Linked DNA regions of Homo sapiens: regions 2 and 3 are each linked to region 1. The links are chromatin loops, found by intact Hi-C in ENCODE. Cell type or tissue: GM12878. All regions are shown on one strand. Links, peaks and the distances in the headings refer to the core of each region. The heading gives the core; the rest is flanking DNA.

Region 1 (5,000 bases), core at 1-5,000:
GATTCGAAGAGAGTTGCCAGCCTCTTCCCTCCCCTATCTTCCCATACTGGAAAACAAGGACAGAACAAGGAATGGAACAAGGAATGGAAGAGAAGACAGGTTGAGGAGAAACATGGATGGGGCAGGTAGAAGTTAGAAGGCTATTTCAAAGAGGAGACTAATAGAGTTTGAAATATTCAAAGTGGAGCAGATCTATTAGGTGTGGCATGTGTGTGCACAGCCAAAGTGAAATGAAGATGAAGGTCATTTTAGTTGAGGGATTTAAAGAACTACGAGATCTGGGTATTAGTAAAGCCATCAAAAGGAATGCTCTACTTACTGAGGATTCTGCATTGAATCACTGAGGGAAAAGTCAGCTGATCTTAAAGCAACCACGGTCCCAGAAGTGTTATTAGGGAGGTGAGGTGCAGCAGGGGTGGTGAGAAGTATGTAAAGTTGGAATGGTATGGCACTTACATATGCTCGATAACGTGTCAATTTCCACATCTAAGAATGGAGAAGATCATATTGATTATAGGGGAGTACCCTTAACCCATCCTTTGCTTGACGCCTCCACTGAGCAGAAGGTAGATTAGAGTGGTATGACTGATTTTTGTAAACTTCATAAATTTAAAGTCCTTGAGAAATAAAAATATAAATAATCTGATAGTAAATGAAGAGGGTTAAAAAATATATTTAATCCCTACTTGTCAACCCAGGAATACAGAGAATGGGGGGAAAAAAGCGATGTTCCTGGATCTCCCTGCGCTTCCCTAAGACCATCACTCCAGCCAAACACTAGCTGACATTTTCTCCCCAGGAACTCTTCACTTCTCACTCTATACACCCTGTGCGAGGTCCTCCTCACCTCACCAGTCCCAGACTAGAACGTCCAATTGCTTACTGGTCTTTTCTCCCTGATGTCCCATCAGTTCTTCAAAATCAAAGCTGTTTAGCAAATTCCTCCCCTCTTTTCCAATCTGACTGCAACAAACTCAAGGCCAACCATCTTTTCTTACCTGATTTTCCCAATGGTGTCCTAATTAGCCTCCTACTCCCCTAAAACATCCTCTACACTACCACCAGGGCAATCTCTCTAAAGGACGATCTGATCAGATCACTTCCTCACTTAAAACCCTCAAAGGCTCCCAGTGCCTACAGGATGAAGCACAAAACCACTTAAGCTCTGAGTCATGCTCTTCTGTTGAGAGATCGAGAGAGAAAGAGAGAGAATGCCCAACATGCCTCCCTGAAAATCATTGGGAGGATCAAATAAAAATGTATGGAGAAGCACTTTCAAAACTATAAAGCTTATCTAGTGGTTCTTAGTCTTTATGAGATCACAATCCCTTTGGAGAGTCTGATAAAAGCTCTGGAGTTTTCTCAAAAACACACATCCACCTACATGTAAAATTTGGCATCCAATTTCAGAGCATCCATGATTCCTCAAAGACAATCTTGACCAACAACCTTACTTAGGTATTTTATTATTTTCACGTTGGTATATAGAATGGGAGTCGGTATCATCTTGATAGCATTTCCAGCCTTACAAACAAGCAAGCAGCTCTACTGTGGGCAGTAACATTATTCATGAAGATGTCTAAAATATTCATCAGCAGAGTCACTGGGCACATAGTAAATATAGGCAGAAAATTAGTACAGTAGTTAGCGTATAGGCTCACAGTCATTTCATCAGAGTGCAGCTGTCCCTACACACAACTGTTAGAAAAGAACAGGTTATTTTGAAAACAATCAGCTGAATTGAGTCAAAAAACTGACCAGTGGGCCTTCATTCTAACTGAATGAAAACGAAGTGAGGTTCCTTCCTTTTCATACAGCTCATGGATGCAAAAACACAAGCTATGCCATAGCATAAATGTTCATTATGCATGAGCCTGTTTCTTGCAGCTGCATCTCTCATGACTTGGCTAAGGCTGTATTTGTCTATATGTCCTTCTACATGTTTGTGCATATTTACACTGTGTATTTTAGTGCTCAAGAAAGCAGAAGGCAAGGAACAATGTTTACTCTGCATGTTTGTACAGGACACATCACACAGAACTACAGTGATGTAGTATTTAAGGGCAGCAAATTCAAACTCTTCACCAGAGTGTGGACCTAAACTCCACATCATAAAGAATTGATCACATTTCCCTTTAGAAAGAAGAATATTATCAGCCAAGTTTCTGGTATCAACCAATGACTAAACCTTAAGTCAATCACAAGTGATGATACAGTAGTCCCCCCCTTATCTGTAGTTTTACTTTCTATGGTTTCAGTTACCCTGGGCCAATGGGGGTCTAAAAATTGATGAGTACAGTACTCATCAATTGATGAGTACCCCATCAGGTGATGGAGAGACCACATTCACATAACTTTTATTACAGCATATTGATATAATTGTTTTATTGTTGTTGTTAATCTCTTATTGTGCCTAATTTATAAGTTAAGCTTTATCATAGGTATGTATGTATAGGGAAAATAGTCTGTATAGGGTTCAATACTATCCTCAGAATCAGACATCCACTGGGGATCTTGGAATACATCCCCTGAGAATAAAGGGGGACAACTATATGCCACCAGAATATCACCACAAACATTTATCAGTGTTTTGAACAGTAAATACACATTCGAGTAGTCTATAACATCACATACAAAGGGGCTCAGTGTAATAGGAAATATACACACTGAACATAAAAACTAAATGTGTTCTTAACAGAAGACTGGCCCCAAACCAATGTCAGCCCTTTAGAAATATGCATTTAATTAACTGTTTTTTGCTTACCTTCTGAAAATTAATATTTTTGGCACATATATTTTAAGACATAGCCCTTGGAAATCTGAACTTATATCTTTCTCTTGATAAATTTCCAACAAGTAGTCATTAGAAATCACTCCAAGTCCTTAAAGATGAGCTTTTCAAAAATACTTGCATTTCCCTATTTTGTCACAAGATGGCAATCTCATGCACTGGTAAACCATAAAAATTCATAGGAAAATTTAATTTTACCACGTCAGGGGTGTGGTTCTCAAAGTTCATAATGTCAGGATCACTTTAAACTCTTAAAAATAAAACTGATAATATTTTTTAAAGAATCTTATGAATCCACTTAATAAACCCATCGCGTGTTAACACAAAGGACATGTTTTTGTGAAAATAACTACATTTTCCACAGCAAAAAAATTAGAAAAGAATTTTGCAAATCTAAAGTTTGGCTTAATAGAGAACAATTGGCTTTTCACATTTGCTTCTTCATTCAATCTGTTGTGATCCATTGTTTATGTTGAAGTATATGGGAAATAAAATAGCCTCATGTATATATATAGTTGTAAAAGGAAAAGTATTTTAATAGTCTTTTCAGATAATTATGGTTTTATTCTCCTTTGATACTATACCAAAACTCAACAAGTGGTGGCTTCTTCATGGTTAAATTGGATTGTGGAATCTGAAACCACATCAAAGAACTTCTCATACTCTGTCACATTAAAATTCATTAGTCAATCCTGCACTTTGAATGGATCTTTTAGCCACTCATGATGTTTTAAAATCATGCACTGGTCATTTGGAAAATATTAGTTCACTGAGTTATGCAGCACTCTTCCAAATGGTGACACATTTCATTATTCAGTATCAAAAAAGTCACATTCATTAGTATCACCACCAATATCATAAGAAAAGTCAATGGTTCATTAGGAAGCTGTCAAGTTCACAGAGGAAGATGCAAGTTTTAAAAAATTCACATTTCCACTTGAAATCTTTAATTTTATCACTGACAACAATGTCCATTGTTTCTCTTAAAATGACAGGCTCACTGCTTTCCAGAAAATGTCTGCCAAATACGCGTCTGAATAACTATAGTTTAACTCAATCTCCCCAGTCTTCTTCCTTGAGACAAGTATGTAGCAAAAATGCTTTATTTGTAATTCTCCTTCACACAAACTATTTTTAAAAACATGTAACTCAAGGTCAAGCTTTCATAAAATTAATAATTTTTACTGCTTCATCAGGGATATTCTTTTTTACTGTATGTGGAGGTGAAGAATACAATGACTTCTAGGACAGTTTAGTGCCACTAACTCGATTCAGGCTAAGGCTCCCACAACTTTCCCCACCATTGCTTTTGCACCATCAGAGCAAATGTCAACACACCCAAAAAAGGCAATTACGTCTTAGTATTATGAGAACAGTTTTCATCTCATCGATCCCTCAAAAGGAATTTGGGAGCCTCCAAGGATCCATGGACTGCACTTTGCGAAACATGCTTCAGAGGTTATAAAAGACTTTCAATTTATGTCAGCATTTAAAAATAAAACCGACTGCCACATTTGCAGAAAAAGAACAAGTGGGAACTCCTAATACAGTAAAACCTCTATTACTAAAACACTTGGTTAATGAGTACCCTTATTTAATTTTCTGATTAACTCTTCAATTATACCTACTCTTGGTTTCTACCCTTTCTGAAAAAAATTTAATTAATCAGAACCAAAATAAGTCAGGAAACACTAGATTTAAGTTCTTTCCTGATGTGTTTGTTCACAATTTAATCCTTTTAAAAGGATTACTAGATTTCACAGCCAGAATTAGAAGCACTGTCATTTCACAGTAGTAAGGTTAAAAATAAGTATGAGTGTTTTTCCAACTTTTTCTTAAAGAAGTGGAACATTAGTTAACATTTTACATGGCATCTCAAGATGAAAAAAAATTAAATTGAACTTATTCTGTCTGGTTGAAACATACTCTGTTGCTGTTATTATTAGTAACCGTTAAGTAAGTACTGACTATATATTTGAATTTGTAAGAACTTTACATAAATTACCCATTTCATTCAATCCTTACACATTTCAAAGATGCCATCTTCAAATTAACCTTATCACCATTTTACAGATGAGGAAATTGAGGTACAGAGAATTAATTAATTAATGTTTCCACTAATACAACTAGTAAGTAGCTAAACTGAGTTTAAAACCAAGTCTGTCTAAGCTTGGCTGAGTCCAAAGATGAAATTCTTAATTCCCGGCTC
Region 2 (8,594 bases), core at 2,160-7,159, 740 kb after region 1:
CTCTTGGGGAGCAGCCACGGGAGTCTGAAGCATTTTCTGGGTCACTGCCTAGCAATTGGTAACAGCGGCCTTCCTTCCCCACACTTGTCTCTCGCTGAGTAAGCTCTGAAACCCCCGCACAGCACTGACATGCTTCCGCCTCATTCAGAATGAATCTGTTGCTATGGTTGTGTGGGGAGCTGTGCGTGCAGCGTGTGAGCCAAGCCAACTGAGATGGGAGCTCTGGGCTCTCTCACGCTCGTCACCAGTGATGTCGGGCACACCTTTGGTGGCATTTCTCCCTTTGTCCTCTTCTAGAGTTTCTGCATCACGCATTGGGGCTGGGAGATATGAGTGGGTCCAGGCTCTGCCCTCAGCTGTGGGGGTGGGGGACACTCTGCAGAGCCAGCCTTCACTTTATCCCCCTCACTTTTCCCTAATGAGATTATCTCGCCTCGCTGGAATCTGACTACCAGTCCCTCACATCATTCAGTTCTCTGCACAATATCACCTCCTCAGAGGCCTCCTTGACCGTTGCATCTAAAATAGCTCCCCTTCCCACTTCCAGCTCTCGCTGCTCTGTTTTTCTTCATAGCATGCATCACTGCTGTTATTGCAACACACCCTTTGTGTGTAAATATCTATTATCTGGCTGCCTCATTAGAATGAAAGCTAGAGGAGGGCGGGGACTGTGTGGCTTTGGTTCCTACTGAGCTGTCTATTCTCCATTTGCCCTCTGCCCCCTCCAGTCCATGCTCCACTCTTCTGCAACCTGCTGTGGCCCCAGGAGGCTGACCTCTGCCAATTGCACCTCCCACGCTCTCTTGATGACTGGTTCCTTGTTGGGTGTGTCCAGTGTGAGCATCAGAGGCCACTCCTTCCCTGCTTTGACACTGTGGATCTGGCAGGAGGGTCCTTCTACAGCTACAGCTGCTACAGCTCTTGCCAAACAGCCTCTCTTCCATGATTCCAGTGCTCATGGGCTCCAGTAGCTCCATTTCCCCTGGCTGTCTTGATATTGCAGGTTTCTGATCCTTTGCCATGCCTTTTTGGTCCCTTAGCCTGCTCATACCTTTGTAACTAGTTCCTTCCTTGGAGCCCCTTTATCTGGACTGTCTGAAGGGAAACATATCTCCTACTGAGACTTTGATATAGTTATGGTCCAGCACAACACATATTGCTGAGTGGATAGATAAATGACTGGCAGGTGCCCCAGATTGATGCCCAGGCTTGGCTATGGAGGATAGGAAGGAAGGCAAAAGAAAGCTCAAGGGAGATATGGGTGTCTCTAAATAGGACAACCCCAAAATTGTTTCCTGATCAAGAGCAGTACCCACATTTTTAAAGGTTATAAGTGGGAAAATTTTAATCTCCCTCAGTGGCCTGTTCTTATGACTCACATCTCTCCCTGATAGAGATTTAAGGTAGGATGGAGATGTAAATGGAGAGTGGCCAGGAAGATATCTTTCTAATGCCTAATCCAAATCCCTTTTATTATAGTTGGAAACTCCTTATTCTTGATCTAAAGATAAAAGTCACCTCTCCCTGTTACTGTTCTAGGAAATCATTATACTACATTAGCATGTAGTATTCTAGTATGTTAATATTTTAAATGGGAAGTGCAAAGAACACAGGATTTGAGTCCAGGGAAACTAGTGTCTCAGTTCTGACACATTATGCTGAGAGACTCATTTACCCTCCTAAGTATCTGTTTGTCACCCGTACAATGGGAGGGATGGTAAGCCTTGCGCAGCCTACCTCCTGCCCTGCATTTGTGAACACCAATGAAAAAACTGTGTAAATGGGAACATTCTGTATCCAAATATTAGCTGATGCATTGTCTTCGACATGTTTAATCTCAGGATCTGGGATTCTCCTAAAGTTCTGTTGTCCAAATTCTCCTAACACTGAACCAAATTCTTCCACGCCCCAGGTATATACATTACACACATTACCAAATTCTTGATAATGCATATACCTGGGGTGTGGAAGTGGAAAGGGGAGACCTCAGTTTCTCTTCTATGACCTTAAATGATTATGTTGGTGACTCAGCAGACCCAGGGAAATGGCAATCGGCTCAGGCAACAGCCTGGGTTAAGAGGCTTGATGTCACAAGAGGATCCTCTATACCCTCACTGGGAAACAAACTCCAATTTTCAGCTGCTGGCTGTCTGAAAAGCCCAGGTGCAAGAAATATTATTCATGGAGGATTATCTGAAGGACATGTAGCCCATCTACTCCTATAGGTACACTCGATTTTATCTCTGGATCAAGCCCGACGATCAGTGCTGTATATTTGGACCAAATGGTTTTCGCTCCTTGTGGAAGCAGATTTCCTAACTTGTGTTTAGGCATACTGATTTAAGTTTGCACTGAAGAAATCCTTCAAGGAAAGCCACGAGTCTAGCTATTACATTTAATGTCAAAATGGCACTTTAAAAATTGCCTATTAGATCTAGATGTCCCTTTTTGAAGTTCCACATGGGCAACTTCCCTTAGCTTCAGCTTCTCCAGAGAAACTGGTATAATTTTCACTAATAGACAATGCCAAATTTGCTACTGATGGCTTCCCCTTTGTCTTTGGTTGCTAGGAAGCTCAGACTTTATGACATGAATTTCTGTGTTCTAGCTAAGGTCTCCTATTCTTGTTCCTCCTTTATTTCGCTTCATCCCAATCATCAATCTCTATTTGTATCTTATTGTAGTATGTCATTATTACAAGCTATCTCAATTTGTTTTTGCAACTCTGTAAAAAAAAAAAAAAAGCGGTGGCTCAGAATATACAGAAAGATTGACAAAGTGGTCTGATCAGTGTAAACAAAACAAATGAATGTATGTATCAATTAAGAGATGGACACCAAAGACATTTCTTTATTAATTCGTCAGACATGCATTGTGATTTGCTGAATGTTTACTACAATACTAGGTCCTAGGATACGAAAGCAAATAATGTTCATTAATTCAACAAGTATATGTTGGGACTTGCCAGGTGATGGAAACATAGCAGGGAACAGCACATTTGCCCTCATGGTACTCACAGAATGGTGGAGAAGACAGGCAATTTAACCAAAACCTACCCTGAAGTGTGAGGATGTGGTTCAAGAAAGAAACTGAGTGAGTAGGAGCACCTAGTATGGAGGACTTAATTCTGTCTAGAGTCTGAGGGATGTTCCTGGGGAAGAGGCATACAAACTGATCTCTGAACAGAGACAATACATTTGGTAGGCAAAGAGGAGGAGATAGGGAATATCCCTGGAAGAAGGAACAACATGTACAAATGTCAGGAGACAAAGGGGCCATGCCAACAAGACAGTGGATAAACAAAATAGTATTTCATTGCATGTTTCATTCATGCGATGGAATACTACTCAGCCATAAAAAAGAGAAACTGCTGACGTATGCAATAGCTGGAGGACTCTCAGAGGTTACATACTGTATGATTCCATTTCTATCACATTTTTAAAAGAAAGCTATAGTGGTGGAGAGCAGATCAGTGCATGTTAGGGGCTAGGGAAGGGGGGCACAGTGTCACTACAAAGGGACAGCACCAGGGAGTCTGGGGGGTGATGGAATTGTTTCATGTTCTGATTGTGATGGCAGTATATACATCCTATGCGTGTTAAGACTCATAGAACTTTACGGCAAAAATTAAGTTAACTTCAGCACTGGCTAATTTAAAAAGTGAAATGTAAAGTCACAAAAGAAAAGTTCACCACTAAAGAGCTCAAAAAAGAAAATGAGAGTGGAGAATGGCAGGCAGTGAATTGCAACAGGATCTGCAATGCTTTGTTACTGAAAATTTTGAAGGAAAAAAATTCAGCCACGCCAAGGCCATGTTTGCATATGATCTCAATGGTAGTGGAGCCATGGAAGGATTTTTAAGTATGAGAACGACAGAATCAGATTTGCATTGGAAACAATCCCTCTGGCTGCAGTGTAGACCGTGGATTAAAGAGAGCCCCAGTGGTTCTGGGGAAGCCAGTGAGGGGTGGTTGGTGAGGTTCAGGTAGACAAAAAGATGGCTTAGAAGAGGAGGCAGAAGAGAAATGGCTTTGCACACAGCAGCCACCCCTGCGCAAGTCCAAAGGGAACGGCAGAGAAGGAGACAAGAGACCCTGGAGGGCCTGAGGGGCTGTGGAGGGTGGCCCTGGCCTCCCTGAGCAGCACTGTGGCATCTGCCTGTCTATCCAGAAGGCATATATGGGGCATCCCTTTCCTTGTCTGCCACTCAGGGTGGAAGCCCTTAGTTTTCCTTCTAGTTAGTTGGTACCATCTCCCCAGCTTTGAGTAACAGCGACCTCTTAGGGCTGAAAGGAAAGCAGGCACCAGCAGTGGGCCTAGCCTAGGAGAGGAAAAGCTGCCCACTCCAGAGCCTCTGAGCGACTTTTTTCTAATCCCCTTCATCCCCTTCCTCTCTGGGGCCAGTTTAAAGTTTGAGAGAGACAGGGGTGGGGTCCAAGGGCAGGGAAGGGAAGGAGGAAGGTGAGTTGCATTGTGTTTCCCCCCCAAGTCCTGCTGAGAAATGGCTTCCTAGCGCTTTATCTGCCCTGGATATCGGCTGCAAGGATCTTATCAAACTGTAATTACCCAGCCTGGGTCTGTGCTAATTGGTTCTCTAGAGTAAAGTTACCTCCAATCTGTGTGTTATGGGTGCACAGCGGGAAGTGATTTGAGCCACGGAGGCTGTCTGTGATGGTATGTCAGAATAGCTGTGGTGGCTGCAGGAACATGGAGCTGGGACCCAGCTTAGAAGGAAAGAATTGTTCCATGGGTCCCAATTCTAACCGAAAATGACCAGCCATCCTTATGTTATCTCGCTCCCAGGGACCTCTTAGGAAACAGTGAGAGCTCATTTTCCTCCATCTCAGAAAAGAGGGAAGAGGGAAGGAGAATGAAAAAGAAAACAGAAAAACCCTATTTAACCCTGTTGGCTTTCCTGGCTCCAATATTCTTGACAATCATCTCAAATTAGGGCCTCCAGCCACTATCTCATTTCCTCACCACCCACCTCTGTAATCTGACTTCTGCCTCAACCTGCAACAGAAATCCCATTTCCAAAGGCTTCCAAAGACTTGGGATAAAGGAATCTGAGGGTTGTTGAGAACCCACTAGGAAGATCACCTAGTCCTAGTCTCCTCTCCATGGTGGCCTCTCTAAGGAGAGTCTCATCCCCTGCTCTTACAGGCCCTCAACCATGCTCAGAATGGCTCAATTTGAAAGAATTTTTTATTTTTTAATATTGAGCCCAAACCTGTCTCCTTACAGTCCCATCCGCCCCTTGTGTGGCACTAAGCAAGCATAATATTTCTTCAGCTGTTTCCCCTAAAATATCAGCTGACAGCACTTCAGCTGTTTCCCCTAAAATATCAGGACACCACCACGCACTTTGTGTCTCAAGAAAAGACCTTGGGGCCAGGCGCGGTGGCTCACGCCTGTAATCCCAGCTCTCAGGGAGGCAAAGGCGGGAGGATAGCTTGAGCACAGGAATTCGAGACCTGCCTGGGCAATGTAGCGAGACCTCGTTCTCCACAAAAAGGAAGAAAAAAAAAAAAGACTTTGGGGATCACATGAGACCCTCCCTTCTTCACCTCATTCATGCATAGCTCATCCAATCAGCTCTCGGCTTCCAATCCACCCCTTCTCTCCACCTCAGCTGGCACTCCTCTGCCCAGGCATCAGCATCTGAACAAGATCACGCAACAGCCCCATTGGTCTTCCTGCTTCTTCACCCATGACACCCCACAACCAGTTCTCCACACAGCAGCCAGAGTAACTTATGTGTAATACATTTTTATTGTGGTATGCTAGATATAACATAAAATTTACTACTTTACCTATTTTTAAGTGTACAATTCAGTAAGTACCTCCCCATTGTTACGCAACCACTACAGGCAATTTCCAGAACTTTTGCATTACTCCACACTAAAGCTTTATAATCATTAAGTAGTAACTCCCCTACTCCATTTCTCTCCTCAGCCCCTTTTAACCTCTGATATACTTTTTGTGTCTCTGAATGTGACTACACTATGCACCTCATTTAAGTGAAATCATACAGTATTCTTTTTGTGTCTATTTCACTTAGCATCATGTTTTCAAGGTTCATTCATGTCAACCTATATCAGAGTTACATTCCTTTTTATAGCTGAATAATATTCCATTGTATGGATATACCAATTCTGTTTACTCATTCACCCGTTGATGGGCATTTGGGTTGTTCCTGCATTTTGGAATAGAAAATAGAAATTTCATCGTGTCCCTCTCCTTATTAAAATCCTCCATAGACTTCCTATCTTGAACTTACCATAAGTCTAAAACCCTTACTCTGGACTATATGACCCTATCTTAGATGGCACTGCCCATGTGAGAACCACCCTGACCAGCCTCCAGCCACACTGGATTTCTGTCTATTCCTTGAACAAGTCAAGCCTGTTCCTGAATCAGGGTCTTTGTACTTGAAGCTCCTGCCACCAAGACCCCTCTTCCCTCTGCTGTTCCTTCCTGTGGCTTGCTCATTGATGCATTCAGATTTCACTCAAATGTCACTTACTCTTCAAGTCCTTCTCTGACTGGAGCAGACTTCCAGCCTTTCCTACTACATCATGATGTTTTATTGTTATTACACACCCTGACTACCTGAGGTCTTCTTGTATGTTTATATGCCTCCCCAAATGGAGTGTCAGCTCTGTAAAAGCAGGAACTTTGCCTTGCTCACACCATCCCCTGTGCCAAGTACCGTGCCTGGTTCATATTCAAAGTCCATACCTGTTTGAAGCAGCTTTCATTCCTCTGCTGGTGTTTTATCTCATGATGAGTACTCCTTTCTTTGGACATTCTTTTAATTGGCCTTCCTTCTCACCATCTGAAGGTGCTACAGTGGGTCTGTGTACCTCCCAAAGTATACACCTGGAATGATGTGACATTCAGGTCTGAGGAGACTGTGTCTTTCCCAGACCAGTGCTTTTCAATCCTGAGAGTGCATCAGAATCACCTGAAGGGCTTGTTAAACTACAACTTGCTGGGCCCACAGCTGGGTTTGCTTTTCTAATGGGTTTCCAGGTGATGTTGATGCTGCAGGTCCGGGGACCACACTTGGAAACCACTGTGAGACTCTTCCTTCTACCATATCTGTAATGGTGTCCACTGATATCTCATCGACCCCAAAACTGTAGCCATTGGCCAGCCCAGATGGTTCCTCAGTGACTCATCCAATCCATGAGGTCACCTGAATCCTCACAATAACCTGATCTGGAGCCTGTCTCCTCTGTCTTCAGTCTCCTGAATCTATGGCACTGACACCAGCAGCTGCCCTTCCTTCTGGAACTCCCCTCCCAGGTGGTTCTGCACTATCCTCATTCCCCTGCTAAGTCTCTTGCTGCTCTTATGTATCGACTGGAGGCTCCTCTTCTTCTTTCTACCCCTTAAACATAGGTTTCCCCTCAAAGGAAAATCTGAGTTTCTTCTTTTAGAGAATAAATTCATTCTCCTGAATGTGTTTAACACTTTTATGAAGATGAATTCCAAATATCCATCCACAGCCCTGACCTTTCTCTGGAGCTCCAGATCCACTGTCCTCATAAAATCCAGTGTACAGCACCTGGGCATTGTCATCAGGCAGACTCAAGTTCAAATCTCACCAACCTCAGTGTCCTCAACTATAAAATGAAATTAATATCTTCTTCATCAGATGGCTGTGAGGGCTAAAAGAGATAGTATATCAAAAGCACATAGTGGCCAGGCACGGTAGCTCACACCTGTAATCCCAGCACTTTGGGAGGCCAAGGCAGGTAGATCACCTGAGGTCAGGAGTTTGAGAAGAGCCTGACCAACATGGTGAAATCCCATCTCTACTAAAAATACAAAAATCAGCCAGGTGTGGTGGCACATGCCTGTAATCCGAGCTACTGGGGAGGCTGAGGCAGGAGAATCACTTGAACCCGGGAGGTGGAAGTTGCAGTGGGCCGAAATCGTGCCATTGCACTCTAGCCTGGGTGACAGAGCGAGACTCCATCCAAGAAAAAAAAAGCACATTGTACACTACAGGAGCTTCACAGATGGTAGGTATCACTATAATTTAATTTATTCAGTTGACGTATTCAATATTTAAGTCTGTTAATTCCTCAGTCCCCACCTAGCACACGCCTTGGCACATGGTGGACAGGTGATAAACATTTGCTAAATGAATAAGTAAAATTCAGCTTAGCCCTAAATGAACATATCACTTGTTTGTTCCCACCCTGCTTTCCTGCTACATTTTTCTATTTTCTTGTCACTGCCACTCTATTCTTCCAGCTAGCCAGTTTCATGAATTTGTAGTCATTTTGACTCCATCATTATCTTTATACCCTAAATGCAAAACTATGTAGAGATAATAGTCATGATGCTCCCCACCTACAGCCTTTTCTGAGGCCCTGCCTAACAGTACCTGGCTTTTTCCATAATGTGACCCAGATTCTGGCCCCACCGCATCGTCACCACCACCATCAGACCATAGCAGATGGGACTAGGAGATGGCACCTGAGCCAAGACCTGGTGGCTGTTCCCATAATGTAACAGGTGCGAACACTGAGTCAATCAGATCCCCTCTGGTGGAAGTATGAAGAGGCGCATATTGAGCA
Region 3 (8,594 bases), core at 2,160-7,159, 1.2 Mb after region 1:
GCACACACACACACACACACACACACACACACACACACACACACACGGAAAGAGTGTGACTCAACAGCAAATGCAGGCTAACGCCAGAGCCCACCACTTGGGCGGGAGGGGTCTGGGCAGCATGGCTTGCTACCCTGTAGGATATTGGTAAGATGTTCCCATGATGAGGCAGTTCTAGCCCTTGTTCTGGGGAGATGTCATCGTGGTGTTCCTTGGACCTTTACCCAGCCAGATATGATAGGGATGTTTCTTTAGTTGGGCCTTTGTCTGCCTTGTGGTCAAGTGGTCAGGCAGGATGTTTCTCCCGGTCCGAACCCCTGTGAAATGTTTCACTTTGACCAAGGTCTGCAAAATAGCAGGGAGCTTACAAAATGGTACAGTTTGGACTGACACCTCCTACCTTTCTCTGTATTTGCTGCTTCATCATCCATTACCCTCCAGCCCACCATCCAAAGTTTATCAAGGGAAGTATGAATTCAGTCAATCAGCAAATATTAATTGAGCTGATAGACTGAATTGGCTGAATTTATGTAAATCACCGTGTTAGGTGCCATGGGGAAAATAAAAGGCAAAAATTTTATTGCTGATTTCAAACAACTTGCCCCAAAGGAAGACCACATGTGAATACATGAAGAGGTAGTGGGTTAGTTTAGGGGCCCAGCAGTAAAGAGTGTAAGCACTTCAGAGGCTCTGGAAAGGGAGAGCTCTTTGCTTGCTGGGCTGGCCAGAGAAGGTAAAAAGAGTATCTTTTTTTCTCCCAACTGTGGTTAAACACACACACACACACACACAGAATGTACTGTCTTAACCATTTTTGAGCATACAATCCAGCAGTGTTAAGTATCTTCTCATTGTTGTGCCATGTATCTCCAGAAATTTTTCATCTTGCAAATCTGGAACTCTATACTCCTCCCCGTAACCCCTCCCTCAAACCCCTGGCAAACACGATTCTACTTTCTGTTCCTATGAATTTGACTCCTCTAAGTATCTCATATAAGTGGAACCATATGACATTTGTCTTTTCCTGACTGGTTTGTTTCACTTAGGATAATGTCCTCAAGGTTTATCCCTGTTGCACCATGTAGCAGGATTTCCCTCCTTTTTCAGGCTGATAATATTCCATTGTGTTTGTAGACCACATTTTGTTTACCCATTCATCCATCGATGGATATGTGAATTGCTTCCACTTCTTGGCTGTCGCGAACGCTGCTGCTAAGCGGGCGTGCAAGTATCTCTTTAATACCTTGCTCTCAATGCTTTTGGATGTATAACCAGAAGTAGACTTAATGGATCATATGGTAATTTTATTTTTAACTTTTCAAGGGATCGCCACTGTTTCCTAAAGTGGCTGTACCATTTTCCATTCCCACCAAAGTGCATAAGGGTTCTGATTTCTTCACATCGTCACCAACACTTGTTATCATTTATTTATTATTATTTTTTTTTACAGTAGCCATCCTAGGGGGCGTAAGGTGGAATCTCACTGTGGATATGAGTTGCATTTCTCTAATGATTTGTGATGTTGAACATCTTTTCATATGCCTGGTGACCAATTGTGTATCCTCTTTGGAGACATGTCTATTCAAGTCCTTTGCCAATTTTTAAATCCAGTTATTTGATTTTTTGTTGTTGAAAAAGGAAAACATACCTTGAGCTGAATTTGAAGACAGAAAAAGGTCTGGATAGGTAGAGTCAGGCTCTTGTTGAGCCAGGAGTCAAATGACCCAATCAGAAGGCATTAAGGAAGGTGAATCTGGTGTGCTGTGTGGATAAGATGGGCAATGAGTGCAGGCAAGGTCTTCAAACCAAGATTCTCTGGCTCCTTGTTGAGGATTTGGAGAGGCCAAGGGCCTCAGACTTGCATAGCCAGCTTAGCTAAACTAAACTTTTGCAGTTAAAGCAGACATGGTTTCCTTGTTACGGTCACTACTCAAGCCGATCCCTTAAAGGGAGAGGGGTCTTGGCCTCCACTGTCACCCCAAGTGACTGATGGGGCAGTCCTTTACATTTCTAGTGTCATTTCTAGTTTATCTTCTGGTGTTATTTTTTTATAGCCTCCAAGTGATTGGCACCTTGGCCCTCTCCCTACCTCCTACTGGCCTGCTATGGCCAGGGCAAGAGCCCAGAGGGTAATAGGGCTGATGCAGTGACAGGGCCTCAGGTGATGGGGCAAGATCAGCCTGGCACACATCCTGCCACATCCTTGAGACGCTGGGTTGCACACTGCCCTGACTCGAGGGCTACCCCTCCAGCCAATGGATTTTATGGGCCTCTGTCTCCACTGGAAGCAGGAGAGAATCCAGGTCTGTCAATGCTGAGATCTCTTCTGAGTGCCTGCTGTTCCATGTTTCCCACCTGGCGAAACACTCATCAAATGAGTTTTGTTGGGTGGGGAAATGCTCCTGATACACTGTCACCAACTAAGCCACAAAACAGTATTACTGCATGAGACTCCTATTAAAAGACAGAGATAAAGAGACAGTGAGAAGGGGAAGGACAGGGAGGTGATACACCTCAGATATAGTAGCTGCTTCTAGGTAGTGGAATATGGATGAATTTTTGTTCTTTGTGCTTTTCTGTATTTTCCAAATTTTTGAACATGAATATGTATTACTTTTGTAATCAGAGAAAAGGACAGCACATGGTAATTTTTAAAAAGCCTTTGTTGGGCTTTATGCTCACTTGGGCTTGGTGCCCTTGTGGATTCCACACAGAAAATTGTAGGGTCCTTGACCCTCAGAGCTTCTCATCCCAAATACACCTGCTGCTCTGCCTGAAGGGTCCAGAGACAGTCCTGGGGAGCCACAGAACAGCCCTTCACACCTAACCCCTCAGAGCAAACAAAACAGCCTGGAGTGGAGGCACCAGGCATAGGGTGAAAAAGGATGGAGCCAGAAAGGGAGGTGGGCATTCCTGGGGACCTAGGGTCACCTTCATCTCTTCTTTAGTCAATCCAGAAAGCCCTCAGCCTTTTGGATGAGACAGCAATTAGAAACTAGAAGGGGCTAGCCTTGCAGATGAGGCTGAGAGGAGCCCAGCGTGGGCTCATCAGAGTGTGCAGATGGCCACCCCAGCATGGCCTGGCTCCTCATGGCCATTCCTTGCTGGAGAAATCCCCATGTTTTCAAGGACTGACTCTCCCCCGATAGAAATCGGCTTGGTAAGGGAACCGGAATGGGTTTAGCAAGGCAGAGAGGAGGCTGAAAGACAGTATCTTGATTTGAATCGGTGGTATAAAAACCGGCAAGTCTGGGATTCTAACATCAGCCATTTCCCTTCCTACCCCAGGAGGGGAAGCATCATGGGTCCTAAAGATAGCCCCGTGGGAGAAAAGGGGCCTTCGAGGCTGCATGAGGCAAGGATAGAGATAAAGTCCTCCCTCTGCACTGCCCCTTAGAAGATAAGGTGGGCTGCTGCTGGTTTACGCATAAAAGCTGCACGTTATAACCATAATCCTGGGCATTTATAGAGCACCTTTCCTGCTCTCTAAGAGCTTTTATGTACCTCATCTTATTAGACAGGGGGGAAACTGAGTTTCAGAGGAAAAAAAAAAAGCAGCATGCCCAAGGGCATAGAGTAGTACAGCCAGGACTGCAGCCTGGGGCTCCAGACTCCCGAATCAGGCTTCTTTCCCAAGACCAGCTGAGTAATTTACACACGTCCACTCATGTTTCTGAGCTCCAGGGGACCCTGCCCAGGGAACGGGGTGCCTGTGTTCTGGAGATGTTGTCTGAAAGCCCAGATTCTCTCTGATTTCACTCCTAGCCCCAATACCTCCAAGTTGCCCATCTTATGTCATCAAGTTTGAACAAATCCACTCCTTACAATCTGAAAGACGTGGTTGGCCAGGCAAGGTGACTCACACCTGTAATCCCAGCGCTTTGGGAGGCTGAGATAGGTGGATTGCATGAGCCCAGGAGCTCACAACCAGATTAGGCAACATAGCGGACCCTGTGTCTACAAAAAATACAAAATTAAGCCGGGCACGGTAGCTTGTGCCTATGGCCCCAGCTACTCAGGAAGCTGAGGTAGGAGGATCCTTGAGCCCAGGAGGTAGAGGTTGCAGTGAGCCGAGATGGCACTACTGCACTCCAGCCTGGGAGACAGACCGAGACCCTGTCTCAAAAAAATAAAAATAAAACAAAAGACACGGTTCTGAGGTCCTCAAGAAGAAATCCCTGACGGGGTTCCTGTCTGCCTACAAGCCCAAGAGGATACCTGCATAACCGGCCTGCGCGAGCCTTCTGGGCGCCTCAGCTTGAACAAAAGACGCCTTTGCGAACATTAGAATAGGGCGCCCCCTCCTGGCGGATGAATTAGAAGGCAAGGCCCTCAGGCTGGCTGTGCGCCCTCAGGTCCAGTGACTTCAGCTCTCTCCCAACCCAGGGGCGGGCCCTGTGCAGGGCATGCAAGGGGCTTCACCCCCAAGCACCAGAAACGCCCAGAAAGCCACCCCAGGGCTGTCTCCCCATCCTCCCTCCCTGTGCGCACACACTATTTTCTTTCAAGCTTTCCACCTGGTTGATCAGGAAGGCTCCTCACCTCACACCCCGCCCCTTGCCAATGGTCTGGATTGGATTTCCAACTCCCTATGTAGAGCTGATGAGGTCTCATTCCCACGGGGAACCAGAGCACTTTCCTCCTTCTCTGCCACCCCCACCCACCCCCCTTGGAGAGCTCCTTTATGCTCTATTTTTAGTTTCTTGATTGCAAGTGAGAAGTCGGAATCAGAGAACGTCGGGAAAATGCAGCAGGAACCAACCCTGAGAAATGGACAGCAGCATGGGGAGGGAGCAGAGGGGCCCATGGGAGGGGGAGCCATGGCACCCCGAGAGCCTCCAGCCCCAAACTCACTGGTGCACAGGAAGGACCCGGGCGTGTTCTCCGTCCTTCTCCAGGCCAGCAGGGAAAGGGGTCTGGAGGAAGGCCACAGAGCTGGAAGGCCCTCTAGAGGCCTCCTAGCCCAGCCTGCTCCTTTCCAGAGGAGGAAACTGAGTCATGCAGCTGGGCAGTGAGTGGCGGGGCCGCAAGAGGTCCCCTGATTCCTGAGGCATCTTTCTGTGGTTCTGCACAAGGAGGTCCCACAGCTTGGCCGGGAGCATGTCCCCCTGACTCCTCCTCAAAGCGGATGTCACCTCCATACCATCCTGAACGCCAAGACCCAGACGGGCCTCTCTGACAGCCCAGCCCGGCCCGGCGCAGGCCACAGTCACCCCCACAGCCTCCCGGCCACCTTCGAGTTGCCCAGTGCTCACTTTCCCTTACCCGCAGAAGTCGGCGGTGGCCCATGCATCACCTCCCTCCCGAGCAGAGACAGAAACACTCGGGGCCAGGAGCGCTCCCCCCACGAGCCGCCGCACTCCCTAAATGAATGAACTGGCTGCTCCAAAACCGCGGCGCAATTGGCAGTTATTGCTGGCAGTTTATCAGTATTAACTGATTAGGCCCGGGATGATGGATCCCCTGTCTCGCAAAGCCCGCCGCCCCACGAGCCGCGCCCCACCCTCAGCCGCCCCCAGGCAGCCTGCACGACCCAGCTCCTGGAGGCGCCCGGGCCCGCATCAGCCTCCGGAAGGCCCCGGCCCCCGCGTGCACCCGCTCCCACTCCCCACGGGCCCCTCCCTGTAAAAGAGACACATTTAAATAAATAAAACAAAATTCAAATGAGGACACTAAATCTCCCCGGCGTTTAATTGATGATCATTATGCTTGGGAACCTAAACTCTTTTAATTTCACTGCAGTGCAGGGAGATGAATTATAGAATTACAGTCGCCAATTATCAATCACGCCTTTGCTCTGCGTCTCTTGGCTGCCCAGCCGGCTCACCCTCCCTCTCGCAGGCCGGGGGTTGAAGAGGCGGGATAATAGCCTTGGAAACAGAAGCTCAGCGGGGGAGAGGGGAACGAACCCCAGGTTTCGAGATGCCCGGTTTCTCTCTCTCTCTGTCACCACCTCCTTCCTAATATGCCACCTTTGCCACTTCATTTAACAAAAAGAAAATAATAAACAGCAGCAGAGAAAAGAAAACCCTTTTTCATTTAGAGCTTGGCGTTTAATTCGTTTTGTTCAGGGTAAGATGGGCTGGTGGCTTCAGTCCCCATACTGGGCAGGATTCCAGTAGCAACTACTGCCCCCACCCAAGCAGCTGCAGCCCAGTCCACCTCGCTGCAGGGCACTGGAAGGAGGATGCTTCAGAGGGGCCCAAGCAAGCTTGAGTGCCACCCCGCACACAGGGCTGGAACCCCAGCTTCCACCATCAGGGACTGATTCCGTTGCCCTCTCCTTCCTGTCCTTTACTGTGAAAATAATAATAATAATTTGAATAATAATTTCCACCAAAGCTGTGAATGATTTGCATTTGTATAGTGCTCCGCAATTTACAAAGTGCTTTCATGTGCATTATCTCATTTGATCCTCCCGATAATCCTGAGAGAGGTCGGTAGAGCAGGTATTCTTGTTATTCAAACGTTTATTCATTCATTTGACTAACATTTATTGAGTTTCTACTTTATGCCAGGCCCTGGGGATATAAAGACAAGAAAAAAGGTGGGCTCCTTCCTCAAGGATTTGCAATCTGTTAGCGAGAGCCTACTAAGTGAGGCCTAGGGACAAACGGTTCCACTTCACAGGGGAGGGACGGGAGGCTGGGAGGGGCCCAGCAAGCTGACCACAGTTGTGAGTGACAGGGCCAGATCGGCCCCCACATTTGCTGCATATGGCTCTAAGTATGCGCTTTCCATCTACGTTATTATGTTGTCACCATTGTCTTCATCTCATCTATTTTTTTAAAGTACCCACATAAATTCATTTCTAGCCAAAAATACATACTCATGGGTAAACAGTTGTAGGACAGGAGAGAAAAGTTTGGGAGCCTCTGACACCAACAAATCTCTCAAGGCCAAGTGCATTCCCACTATGTAAAGGGAGATGAGGGGTGCGCGAGCACCAGATGCCTGGGTCCTCCCTGCACACCTGGCACCTGAGGTTCCTTCCTGGGATTTTGCTTTGAAAATTCTGGTCAAGTTTTCATGGTTGATTGATTGGTTGGTTGACTGATTTGTTGTTTGTAATACTGTTTTATTCCAAAAAGGATTCCAGGTGGACCAAGAGTATGCATTCTCTCCTAGAGGAGTCAGAAGGATAAACGCGGTTTGCCCACCTGTCAATCACTGCTCTATTCACTTACCAGACCCATCCCCACGTTTAGTCTATGAATGGAGGCCCAGTGTTTGCAGTCTGACTCTGGTCCATGGCTTCTTAATCACCTCAGACCCTCTGCCCGCAGGGTCTAATGGGGGTAGAATTAACCTTGGCCAGGTCACTTAGCTCAGCCCCACTGCAAAGAGGCTGGGTCCTCAGAGTCCCTGAGCTAGTGACCCAGGCAAGGAAGCACAGAGCTAGGGGACACTCGGCAGAGCCAGATCATCGTCTTCACCTCTTTCTGCAGAGCTAAATACCTCCAAGAGGAGGTCCTGCAGGGATCACAGCCTGGGTCAGAGCCCACCGGTCTGCCTGGCCAAAGCCAGGACAACTCTATCCTGTCACCAGCTGGCTTCCCTGGGCTCTAGGCCACTGGCCTCCAGCCATGGGCCAGGCACCCAGCCATGCCAGGGAGCCAAGCAGCCCTGGCACTGACAACCCTGTAACATTCTCGTAGGTCTTGGAAGGCTGAGATGGAACCAGGACACTCTGTCGAAAATATGTCTCCATCCTTAGGTAGGGAAGGCCTACCAACCATTTCCTAGCCCTGCGGCCTTCCTTCCAAACCACATCCCACACCACCACCTGTCCCTGCCCCGTGCCTGGTCCCACAAGGACAGGGGAAGCTTACCCTTCAGCTTCTGCCACCTCCAGACCTCCTGCCCTCCTTTCACATCATTTTGCACTCATGTTTAACTTTGTCCTTTTATACCTCTCCAAGCCCTGCCTCTTATGCTCCATCTCCAGCCCTGCCTTCAAAACCCACTTCAGCTATCACCTTCTCTGAGAAGCCCTCCTAACTACGCCACCACCATTACCAAACCAGAGTTCATTTCTGCCTCCTCTGTGTGTCCTGGGTGTCTTGCACAAGCTTCATTCAGTTAGTCTCCCTACCATGAATTGCAGGGCAAGTAATCTATCTACACATCTGCTTCTCCTCTGTGCTGTCACTGCCTTCCAGGCAAGGCCTGTTTCTGTAATTATTGCATCTCTAATACCTGCTACAGCACCTCACCCACAATAGGGCCTCAACTAACATTCACAGACCCGAAGCCCTGTCCTGGGGTGACCAGCTCAGCCTGGTTTGCCCAGGACTCCCTCACTTTTAGCAATGAAAGTCCTACATACTGAGAAACCCCTCAGTCTCTGGCAAACTAGGATGGTTGGTGCCCCTCCTCTGTGCCCTTCACTTGGAGCTGAGAGTTGGAGTCCTCGAGTAATGTGAGACCTGTCTGCAAGGCTGTTATCCAAGTCCATGATGACTTCGGGGCAGGGTGAAGCACCTCTAGGCATAGTTTCCACCATACAGGCCTGAGCATCCAGAGAGTTCCAGAATGGATTCACATGACTCAGACTTCTTCAGAAATGGAACACTTTGGAAGCCATCTGGGAT

The links. Hi-C counts contacts between places; a loop is a spot of excess contacts. Peaks named below come from ENCODE experiments on the same cell type or tissue, not always from the same donor. Only the 100,000 strongest peaks of a DNase experiment are listed, where the experiment ranks them.
Region 2: a loop joins it to region 1, with 6 times the contacts of the local background. A loop is called at or near these places in 5 of 110 quality-filtered maps.
Region 3: a loop joins it to region 1, with 6 times the contacts of the local background. A loop is called at or near these places in 8 of 110 quality-filtered maps.

What each region holds. Positions count from the first base shown.
Region 1 is chr11:115,332,161-115,337,160 of GRCh38, forward strand. All of the region lies in intron 1 of CADM1 (cell adhesion molecule 1), which reads right to left. It overlaps LOC105369509 (a long non-coding RNA gene), which reads left to right and starts at 1,417. Exons shown (of 2, transcript NR_135108.1): 1 at 1,417-1,458. In GM12878, for the core only: a CTCF peak has its summit at 2,925 (motif pointing right); a DNase peak (open chromatin) is centred at 2,916; H3K27me3 peaks cover 192 bases.
Region 2 is chr11:116,073,921-116,082,514 of GRCh38, forward strand. LOC105369513 (a long non-coding RNA gene) reads right to left here and starts at 7,139. Exons shown (of 6, transcript XR_948056.2): 1 at 6,968-7,139; 2 at 6,742-6,882. RefSeq lists enhancers at 242-361, 492-541. In GM12878, for the core only: a CTCF peak has its summit at 4,287; no DNase peak of the experiment used is centred there.
Region 3 is chr11:116,495,277-116,503,870 of GRCh38, forward strand. It overlaps LINC02151 (long intergenic non-protein coding RNA 2151), which reads right to left and starts at 5,407. Exons shown (of 2, transcript NR_174967.1): 1 at 5,266-5,407; 2 at 1,623-2,454. RefSeq lists an enhancer at 3,925-4,617. In GM12878, for the core only: a CTCF peak has its summit at 4,301 (motif pointing left); no DNase peak of the experiment used is centred there; H3K27me3 peaks cover 637 bases.